2 separate regions of the Mus musculus genome follow, and region 1 is linked to region 2. Evidence: chromatin contacts called from ENCODE Hi-C or POLR2A ChIA-PET data. All regions are on one chromosome and are shown on one strand. The core of a region is the stretch at or near the end of the contact, and the rest is flanking DNA. Distances in the headings are between cores, read along the strand shown. Region 1 holds the start of Chrm4 (cholinergic receptor, muscarinic 4). Region 2 holds the start of Arhgap1 (Rho GTPase activating protein 1).

Region 1 (5,117 bases), core at 2,028-4,527, 270 kb before region 2:
AGAGAGGGTGCAGCAGCCAGCTGTGGAGGAACAGGCGCCAAGTCTGCAGCTTGGGTTCAATAGTAGGCCAGCAAGGTCTAGCTGTACAGTCCGAGGAGAACCATTTGCCCTCTGAGAACTAGTTCTGTCATTTACAAAATAGAGGATCTTGTCCCACTATGGCCTTTGAACAGCCAGGGGACCCCCTTAGCACCTCAGCTTGCTCTCCAACTGGAAATGGCACCAGCCAAGCTTGGGCCAAGCTCTCCAGCTCCAACACAAGAGATACAAGAGATTGCCTTCTGGCTTCAAAGTTAAATCCACTGGTCAAAGGAAGACAGGAGGAAGTGGGGTAGTGACACTCCAAGGTCACCCAAGGAGTCAAGGGCAAAAGACAGATCAGTTCTTTCAAGGGACTCCACAGTGGTATTCAGCTCCAAAATGGGGCCTTAAGCATCAGATGCTTGGAGGGTAGCATCAAGCATAGAGGCTGTTCTCCCTACCTCACCCCACCCCAAATACCCACTGGCAGGGACAGGGACGAGGCAGTAGGGGAGCCATTAGCATGCACCAAGGAAACCTTCACTTTAGTCTCTCAGGACCAGAGCACAGCCAGCAGCCAGCAGGATAAGAAGATGAAGGTGGGGAGGTGGGGGGCAAGATGTGTGAGCTAGGAAAAATACAATCTCTCTTGTTTATTGAGTCAGAAGCCCCTCAAAGTTTACTGCCTATAGCACCCAGACAAGGTAAGTACTATTGGTAACCTCCTCTTACAGACATAAAAGTCCTCTTACCGAAGGGCATCGTGATAATGAACCTGATCAAAGTCATCCATTCGTAAGAAGGGGAGGGTCTGCGACACTTTATCTCCAAGATATTCCCCAAACCACACAGGATAGAAGCCCCCCAAGATGCATCTTAGATGTGGAACCCTCATATTCCAGTTCCCTCACTTGGGTTTGACCTTTTGTCCTCCTGGGACCAAGAAACAGCCTTGACAAGTAAATGACCAGATGAATGGTGGGTGGTTTGGTCTTCCCGGAGCCCCGACAGATGCAGACTGGGTAAATTCAGTTTTCTCAACTTGGTCCCAGTTTTCTTTCTAGACTTCTCTGATAGTCTCTCAGATGTTCAGACCACAGCACCTTCAGGCACAATTCTCTGCCTCCCCCCCCCCCCCAAATCCCGCCCATCTAGAATCCGAGAAGGCAAGCAGCCATCACCCTGGCCTGTGAGCACCGCTAGATGGCAATGTCGGTCCCCGGTGCCAGCTCCGGACCCCGAGCCGGAGGTTCACCACGTCAAGTCCCAGAGTAAACCGCAAATACAGAAAAGCGTCAGGGCAGGGCTTCTCCCACAAAGGAGCAAAGGGAGGGAGATACTGCCTGTCTCCGTGGTCCCAGGTTGCCACAAAGGTCCCTTAGGTTCGGCCAGGGTTTCGAGGATGAAAAACTTTAGGGCGTCGGGATTCCACCCGCACCCCGCAAGGCACCCATCAAGGAACGTGTAGGTGGGAAAACGAGTGCGAGTTGTGTTTGTGTGTGACTACTCGGGAGCTCGAGTAGACACTAGTAGCTGTTTGCATGTGCCAGTGTGCGCCCCGCCACGCCTGGATACCGGTGCGCCTTTGAACGTGTGAGCATACCAGCGCCATGTGGACACGTGCGTGTGCATGTGTGTGCGTGTCTGGCCATAGAGCTTGGGTGGCCGTAACCGCGAATTTGTGTGCGGGAGCAAATGCTGGACTATCAGCGAATGACCAGTTCCCATGGCGGGAACCACCGGCAAGCGCCCGGTCTGTGGGTGGGGAAAGGGTTGAGAAAGGAGCAAAATTTGGGCTGCGAAGAAACCCTGACTTTGGAACCATTATCTTAGTGGCCCCAGGCACCTGGTCCTAACTGCATCGTCAAGAATGGAGAGCGTGCAGTCCCAGCAGTGGGCTGACTTCTGTCGAGAAGCCTCTGCGATAGTCGTCGAGCCGTGAGGGTCACCGAGCTCAGTTTGATGTGCCCTACGCATTGAGGGCAGGGGTAGAGCCTCCAAACGGGGAGCCCAGTCGAGGCCTGGGTCAGGAGGGTAAAATTGTTCTTCACTCTTCAACCCGCAACCCCTGGAGAGGCCCTGTCTAGTCCTGTCAGTCAAAATAGGCACCGAGTTCCCAAGCTGTGGGCTCAGGTCTATCTCAAAGACAATCTCGGGGCTTACCCTTGGGCCCATCTCCCGGCTCCATCACGTCTGGGTCCTGGTCGAAAGGGCCAAGGTTCTCCGATGCCCCGCCCTCCCATCAACCCCCAGGCACGCAGTTCCTGTAGTCTCTGGGCGTGGGCAATGTGCTTCCGCGGGTTCTCGAGCCCCTACCCCTGCTGGGGACAAGTCGGGAAAGGGTGCTCTGGGCGCCCGTGGGGTAGATTTTCGATTATTAAGTGATCACTTCAGGAAAGCTATGGCCCCCAGGACTGTTCCTGAGGCGGAGAGAAGCCTCTGTACTTTAGGGGAAGAGAGAGGGGTGCTGGATATTGGGCCAAATCATTGTGCCTAACACTTCCTCTAAGAGCTGGGAGGGTGGAGGGCTGGGAGATGTATCTCCCCGGATGAGTAAAAGAGAGGGTACTCCTGGAGAGGGGGAAGGGAAACAGGAGAGAACAGGGGTGTTTTCCGTCGGGGCTCAAGGTCGCGGACAGAGGACTCCAACGGGCTAGAGCGTACTGGAGGCTCCCGGTGGGCCAAGGTGGGAACGGAGGGCAGGGAGACGGGCGGGAAACGGGCGCTTTGGGGCTTCATCTTCCGGCGCCTTGAAGAAGAGCCAACGGGAGGGAGTGAGGGAGTGTGGGTCCTGACCCGACGGCTGCTCTGCTTCGGGGTTGGGCTGTGGGCTGGGACTATTCCTCCCCTAGCCTTCTCAATGATCACCAATCCCTAGAGGTTCACCTAGAGAAACCTTTTAGAGACCTGGGGTCCTTCTTCCAGAGGGGTGCCCCATCTCTGAGCTCTCCGCCCCTTCCGCACCGCGCTTGCCTTTCAAAGGGGTCTGGGGCCCTGTTCCAGCCCGACCCACCTCTGGAGACCTTCAGGGGGTCCCAGAACCCTACATCCTCATCTTGCATAGAAGCCCCCCGCCCCCGCGATTCCGCGGAGTTACTCACCCGCTGCTTCTGTCTTGCTCCGCTGGCGCCGGACAGACGGCGGAACTAGCCAGAGGCCCTGCGAGTCGGTGGGGTGGGCGACTGGGCCGGGGGCCGGGGGCGGGGACAGGGTGCCAAGGGGCGGCCCCTGCTTCGCCTGCAGCTCCCGGCGCTGTGGCTCCGACTCGCGCTCACGCTCGCACTTTTCTCCGAGCCGCGTGATGTCACAGGGAAGCAGCCAATCGTGGTGGGGACGCACCGCCCGCCCGGGGCCGGTCACCCAGCGGCGACGCGCGGGGGTCACCACCTGGAGTGTCAGGCACCCTTGATGCTCACACCCTTCCCGGGAGATGGCCCGCAACTCCGGACTCCAGCACCGAGGGCACCGCCCACAGTCGCCAGGGAGGATTAGCCTCCGGCTCTGCCCTCCGGGGGGTGGGGTGGGGGCTGTCCGCGTTGTCATGGGGACTAGGCGCCCCCTCGCGGGCTGGGGAAGAACCAGGCGGCCAAGCTTGGCTATGAGCCCCGCCTCCGCCCTAACCACGCACTCTGGACACCGAAGTGTTTTCGAACCTCTCCACGGCTTGTAGCCCCTTCGTCGTTCCGCCTGAGGTTAAATCCTGGTCTTGAGGGTTTGGCCCCAACAGGCCCCTGGTGTGCGGCGGGGCAGATCTAGCAACGTGCTTCTGTCGGGACAGAGCGCTGCCTGATAGCCGCTGGACAGCCAAAAGACTGCAGCCGTCGGGGCCTGGGGAAGAGCAGGTGAGACTGGACAGGCGAGCATCTACCCTGGCTAAAGATCTTGTCACTCTCCACGCCCGGGAAGGGACGCGCATTAGCTGTGAGACTGAAGATGGCACGAGTCTCCTATCCAGCCGCGAATGAGTTCATCGCTGCCTATGTGGGGAAGCCAGGTGCCCAAGGTCACCTGGGACAGAACAGGCCATGAAGGAAAGTCCAGTCTCCTAGACCTCCCGCAACAGTACTAGGCTAAGGCCCAAAGTAGGCAGGTTCAGCACCTCGGACAGCCCCACACGTCCTTGGTGCGAAGGCCAGTTGCTCAGATCAAGCACCCGCCAGCCAGGGTTGAATGCACCCCTTCGCGCCCGGGGTCCTGAGTACCGGTCACCCACAAAGCTTCTTGAGTGTCAACAGCCAATTAACTTTAAGCCGGCTGACTTCTTGGAAAAACCACCTGAGTCTCAGCTCTCCTCTACTCTCCTGCAAGGGCTGGTAGGGGCTCCTGGGGACAGTGGTAGTGGTAGGGATAGCTTTGTAACGACAGAGGAGTTAGGAACAGAGAATGAATGAGTGGAGACTTGAGCTAGAGTCCGTGAGAGAAGGCTCCTGGTTCAGGTTTCTCCATGCTGAAGAGAGGGACGTCAACATTGGACAAAGTTGAGGGCAGGCTAGTGTGAGAAGCCATCTTCCCTCCCATGGGCGCTTTGGTCTTCCATGATCCTCTGAAGGAAAAAATGAAGGAAGTGCTATTGTTCTTGCCCCCACTTCACAGGAGAGGAGAGGCTCAGTTGTTACCGACATCTTCCACTTTACCATATCCCCCTCCCTGGGGGCCAGGAGCAGGGTGCTCTTGGGAGAGTGAAAGTGTTGTGTGTATGGGAGAGGGCAGAATGTTAAGCCGTCAAATGAGGAGACTTGTTAAGGACAGGAGGGTCCAGAAAACAAAAACGCCTCCAACCACGGGCAAAGCCAATGCAATCTGTGAAGCCTGGGCCTTTACCTCACCCACCTACATCTCAGAGCTCACGGGTGAACTCTGGAAAGCTGAGCTGGAACTAGGGGACCCAATTTAGTCTCTCTGCTTTCTTTGTTCTAACTGGGTCTTGGAACGCTTTCTTAAGGGACTACCAGTCTTTATCCTGCTGACACCATGTGGTTGTAATGTGTAAGGGGTCCTGCAAAGGCTTACCACTAAGGAGGCTCTCCCTGGATGTGGACTTCCTAAGGAACTGGTGTGGAGACAAGGTATGACTAACCAATCAGAACGGGTAGTTA
Region 2 (4,727 bases), core at 1,551-4,050:
AGAGCTGTTTCAAGCTTTCAAAGCCCCCTTTTTTGACCAAACCCCCCCTTTTTTGCTTGTTCTTTCTCTTTGCTTGTCCCTCAGCCTTACCCACTACCTCTGCTGACCACCAAAATATAGGTTCCTCCCTAGGGACACAAAGGACAACCCTGTCATATTTGGGAAAGCATTCCTCTTAGTGAGTAATATTGGCCTTTGCCCAAAGCCCACATCTTCCTTTCCCCCTTCAACCCTGCATCCTCCAACCAGACAATCTTCAGTTTCGAGGAATTTACCTCTGACCCACCTACGCCTCCCCATTCAACCAAGAGGTTATAGGGAGGCTTCAAACAGGAGCTTCTAACCATAGGTCTCAACCTATGGGTCATAACTCCTTTTGGGATCAACTGACACTTTCACGGGGGTCGTCTAAGACCAGTGGGAAACACTGATATTTACGTTACAACTCATTACAGTGGAAAAATTACAATTATGAAGTATTGACAAAAACAATTTTATAGCTGGGGGGCATCATCACAACATGAGGAACTGTATCAAAGGATCACAGCATTAAGAAGGCTGAGAACCACTGGCTGTTATAGGACAGAGTCCAGCAACCTCCTCCTGCCTAAAAGTCTTCTCTCCATTCCTATTCCTGCCCAGGCTCAAGGAGTCCTGGATCTTCCCTCCCAGCTACCCCAGAGAATTCTTTTTGTACACAGTAAGTACCGGGTATGATAGAAAAAGCAAGAAACCAAGACTATGGAAAACTGGGTTAGAGTCCCGACTAAGCTGAGGACTGCAAAGATCGCAGACAAGTGAAGCGCCTTTCCTGTCTGGCCTAAACTTTGCTCATCTGCAGAAGCAGAGGCTCCTCCCTCCCAGAGCTGTGCCTCTCCGTGCTCAGAAGCTTTTCCTTTTATCCTGCTCAGAAGCTGAGCTATGTGCAAGGGACAGAGAGGGAGACTATGGAGAAGAAAGCTGAGCTCAACCCCCACCTCTGTCCCTGGGAACTTCTCTCTGTCAGTGCAGCTAGAGCTGACCTCCAACTCCCACATAACCTCCTTCGCTAGTAAAAGCACAGTAGTGCCAGCCAGCTTCCTGGCCGCTCTCACCTGCTTCTGGTGCCTTCTGGGAGCCGGATGTTTATCTGCTAGTCAATGGGTAGATGAAGCCTGAGAAGGGAAATTCTAACATAAAATGGTAGAAATGAAATATATCTGCCACCTGCAAAAAGCCACTCTCTCAGATTAATATTCCATTTGGACCAGGTAAACCATTTACCTAGAAAGTATTTAAAATTCACTTCAGGCGCCGGGCGTGGTGGTACACGCCTTTAATCCCAGCACTCGGGAGGCAGAGGCAAGTGGATTTCTGAGTTGGAGGCCAGCCTGGTCTACAGAGTGAGTTCCAGGTCAGCCAGGACTATACAGAGAAACCCTGTTTCGAAAAATAAAAAATAAATAAATCAAATTAAATTAAAAAAAAAATCACTTCAGGCAAAGGCTTTGACTTTTGTAAAACAGTGATTCTCTCTCTCTCTGAAATTCTTGATGTTTGTGGACTTTTTCACTAGGAAAAATGAACAGATCCATGGAAACCTTGCATGCATTTTAAAGATTTCACAAACCCCCTGTTATTGCTTAAGAACCTATTTCAAGGGCTAAGTCCATAGCTCAGTGGTAGAGCGCTTTGCCTGCATACACAGGGTCTCTCCAGCACATGCGCGACAAGAGAGCGCGCGCGGGCACACACACACACCAAAGCAATTTATTCAGAGTGATGCACATAGCACCAGAGTTTATTCAGAGTCTTCACATAGCAGACTGTCATTAGCTGAATGAATGAATGAATGAATTTCATAAGTGGAGAAGGAAACGGATATTTGTACTATGAACTGGGCACAAATTCACCTCACAACTGCACTAGTAGTTCAGCATATGCTATAAAAACCATTTTACAGTTTGAACAAAAAGCGGGGGGAGGGAGGGAGGGAGCAAACTGCTACAGATCATAGAACCCAGACGCAGGATTTTAACCCACAAGTTCCAGTTTGAGGTGTTCTCTAGGTTAAAGTCAACCCCCTCAACAGTGATCTTAAGTGACTGTCGGTCACAAAGTTCACTGGGATCCAAGAGGCGCCACGAAAGGGCAGCCAGACTTCTCAGGGCAAACTGAAGTCACAGTACTTGCTGGTGCTGGAATCAGACTGTTTTGTGACTTTGGAAAAACCCAAATCCTACAAGGCTGCAACTCTAAACTATAATCATGTTTGCATAGAGTCCGAAAACAAACAACGAATGGAGTGTATTTCGTTTCACAAGAAAGTGAGATGAAAGCACGGCCTATCAAGTGACAAGGTGGATCACTTCCCCTGATTTCTAGCTCTCAGTGCTATGCCAGATCTGATCAGGACGACTTCTCCCTCCCTCCCACCGGCTTGCTCTGGCTTGGCCTATGCCTTGCAGAGGGAGGGCAGGAACAAGTCAGAGAAAGTGGCTGTCTTCTCATTGCAGGCGCCGAAATGGGAAAAATCCCGGCAGCGAAGAGACCCAGGCCCTCGGGCCCAATTCCACTCCCGACCCACTGCCTCGGATTTTCCCCTTTCCGACCCAATTCCTTCCGTTGACCAGAGCAGCTCTTCCCCACCACCACGCCCAAAGAGACCCCGCGCTCCGCAGCTCACCTCGTTCCGGCAATGCTTCCTCTGCCACGCCTGTCAAAGCTCGGCAAACATCCGGCTCCGAGATGGGAATGGGAACCGCCCCCTCGGGGGCCCCCAGCTCCCCAACCACTTCCGCCATTTCTTCTACCTACTTCCGGCTTGCTGCCCGGACCAAACAAGGCTTTCTTGGTGCTCCGCCCACTTCCGGCAATCACCTGACAAAATGTGAGGTTAATTAGCCGAGCTGTCCGACTCGCCGCTACCTAAAGTGAGTGAGTTGGGTTCCGCTTTTCCAGATGCAGGAAACTAGCGGGCCTCTGAAATCCTAGGTTCGTATCGCCCATCGGACAGGGTTTTATCTGTCAAGTACTTCCAAACTCCCAGGTCCATCCTTCAATGATGCCTAACCACCCGGATTCTTCCTTGAGCTTAAATTTGAAAATCAAGGACTGTTTCCGGGAGGAACCGGGACAAAAACGCTCACTTCCGGTAGAGGGGAGTGGCGAGAGAATCTCTGTCCCACGATGAAGGAGGTGGAGGAGGTGATCTTGGGGAAAATAGAGCCGCACCGTGAGTGACCTGCGATGTCTGCGACCCTCAGCCCTGGACTAGATGGCCACAGCGTTTTTCTAGTCAGCGCATTCCCTTACATCCCTTTTTCTCTTGAGCCTGGGATCCTGCTCCGGTGCCCTAAGAGACTAGACTCCCTCCCAACCATTCAAGGGCCCTACTAACTAGAACCTTGCTAATCCCTCGGACTCTTGGGTCATAGCTGACCCTGTACCTCTCTTTCCCCAACCCCACGCCTTCATGGACCACTCCTTTACTGCCTTCCCGTCTCCCTGCAGCCCCAGAGCCACCCCTGGGCCAGGATTCAGGATGGAGCCCTTCCGGAAAAGGCTTTGCTCCGGGCCTCAAAGCCTGCCCGCCGGGTACGAGCCCTGCCATCCTTGTTCTAAGGAGCCTCCCCCAGGGCTTGGCCGTGGGCCCCTCGAGATCCAGGAATCAGCACTTGGGGGTCTGGTGTGTAGGAGCACCCCTGCAGCCCGGCCTGCATTGGGGACCTCTGGAAGATGAGTCCGTCCTGGAGAAGGGCGAGGGAATGAAGACACCGCACGAGGAGGTATTGAGGAGTCGGACATCTGTCTGAAAGTTTGGGGGAGGTTCAGACATTTCCGGACAGCTCTTCCAGTTTGTTAGAAGCAGGATATTTTCAAACTCGAGAAATAATTGTCCCTTCATTGCAGCGCTGTCTTGCTCTACCTAAGCAGCAGTAACTAAAGCAGATGCAAAGAAGTTGTGAGAACCTGAATTCCTACTGTGTTGGCAGAGACAAAGGTCAGAAGCTAAGGTTACCAGGATCAGATTCAAACCTGTTAACTAGTTAGCTAAATTACACACCTAATATTACTCACCTGTAAAAGAAAGTTGTGGCTGTTACCGAGATCCTTTGGAAGACCAGAGGACACGATGCAAGCCAAATACGCCTGTGCTTTGTAAGCATTAGTAAGGATTGTTTAAAAGTATTGGTGCTCTTGCAGCGTTTTCTGTTTGGTATTTGCTGAAAGGCTGTGCTGTTTAGAGCTTTCCACACCTTTAAGGAGAGGTGAGTGGACTCTCTGGTCTTCACTGACTGAAGATATAAAACAGCACCATAGAACTGGGCGCGGTGGCACACGCCTTTAATCCCAGCACTGGGTGGGAGGGGGGCGGGGGGAGGCAGACGCAGAGGCAGGCGGATTTCTGAGTTCGAGGCCAGCTTGGTCTACAGAGTTAGTGCCAGGACAACCAGGGCTACACAGAGAAACCATGTCTTGAAAAACCAAAAAAAAAAAAAAAAAAAAAAAACAAACCACACAGCACCATAGTGTAGAGGCAACCTCAGAGGCTGCTGCTAGCCTTAGAGTTTCATCTTATGAAAAAAAAAAGTGGGGGAGGAGTTGGGGAGTGGTGCATGTCTTTAATCCTAGCACTAGGGAGGCAGAGGCAGGAAGATCTCTGAGTTCGAGACCAGCCCGGTCTACAGAGTGAGTTCCAGGACAACCCTGTTTCAAAAACAATCAAAAAAAAATCCCAAAAGTTT

The links. A loop is a pair of places that touch in the nucleus more often than their neighbours do. ChIA-PET counts read pairs that join two places held with the same protein, here RNA polymerase II (POLR2A).
Region 1: a map of left cerebral cortex shows a loop between it and region 2 (3-fold over the local background). The contact joins the promoter of Chrm4 here to the promoter of Arhgap1 in region 2. A Hi-C loop is called at or near these places in 1 of 37 maps with a recorded cell type or tissue (left cerebral cortex). POLR2A ChIA-PET finds 5 or more read pairs at or near these places in 1 of 5 experiments (embryonic stem cell).

The regions. Positions count from the first base shown.
Region 1 is chr2:91,920,349-91,925,465 of GRCm38, reverse strand. Chrm4 (cholinergic receptor, muscarinic 4) reads right to left here and starts at 3,277. Exons shown (of 2, transcript NM_007699.2): 1 at 3,123-3,277.
Region 2 is chr2:91,648,191-91,652,917 of GRCm38, reverse strand. It overlaps Arhgap1 (Rho GTPase activating protein 1), which reads right to left and starts at 2,800. Exons shown (of 14, transcript NM_001359970.1): 1 at 2,666-2,800; 2 at 1,095-1,154. Zfp408 (zinc finger protein 408) reads left to right here and starts at 3,127. Exons shown (of 5, transcript NM_001347175.2): 1 at 3,127-3,214; 2 at 3,493-3,767. The coding sequence starts at 3,169.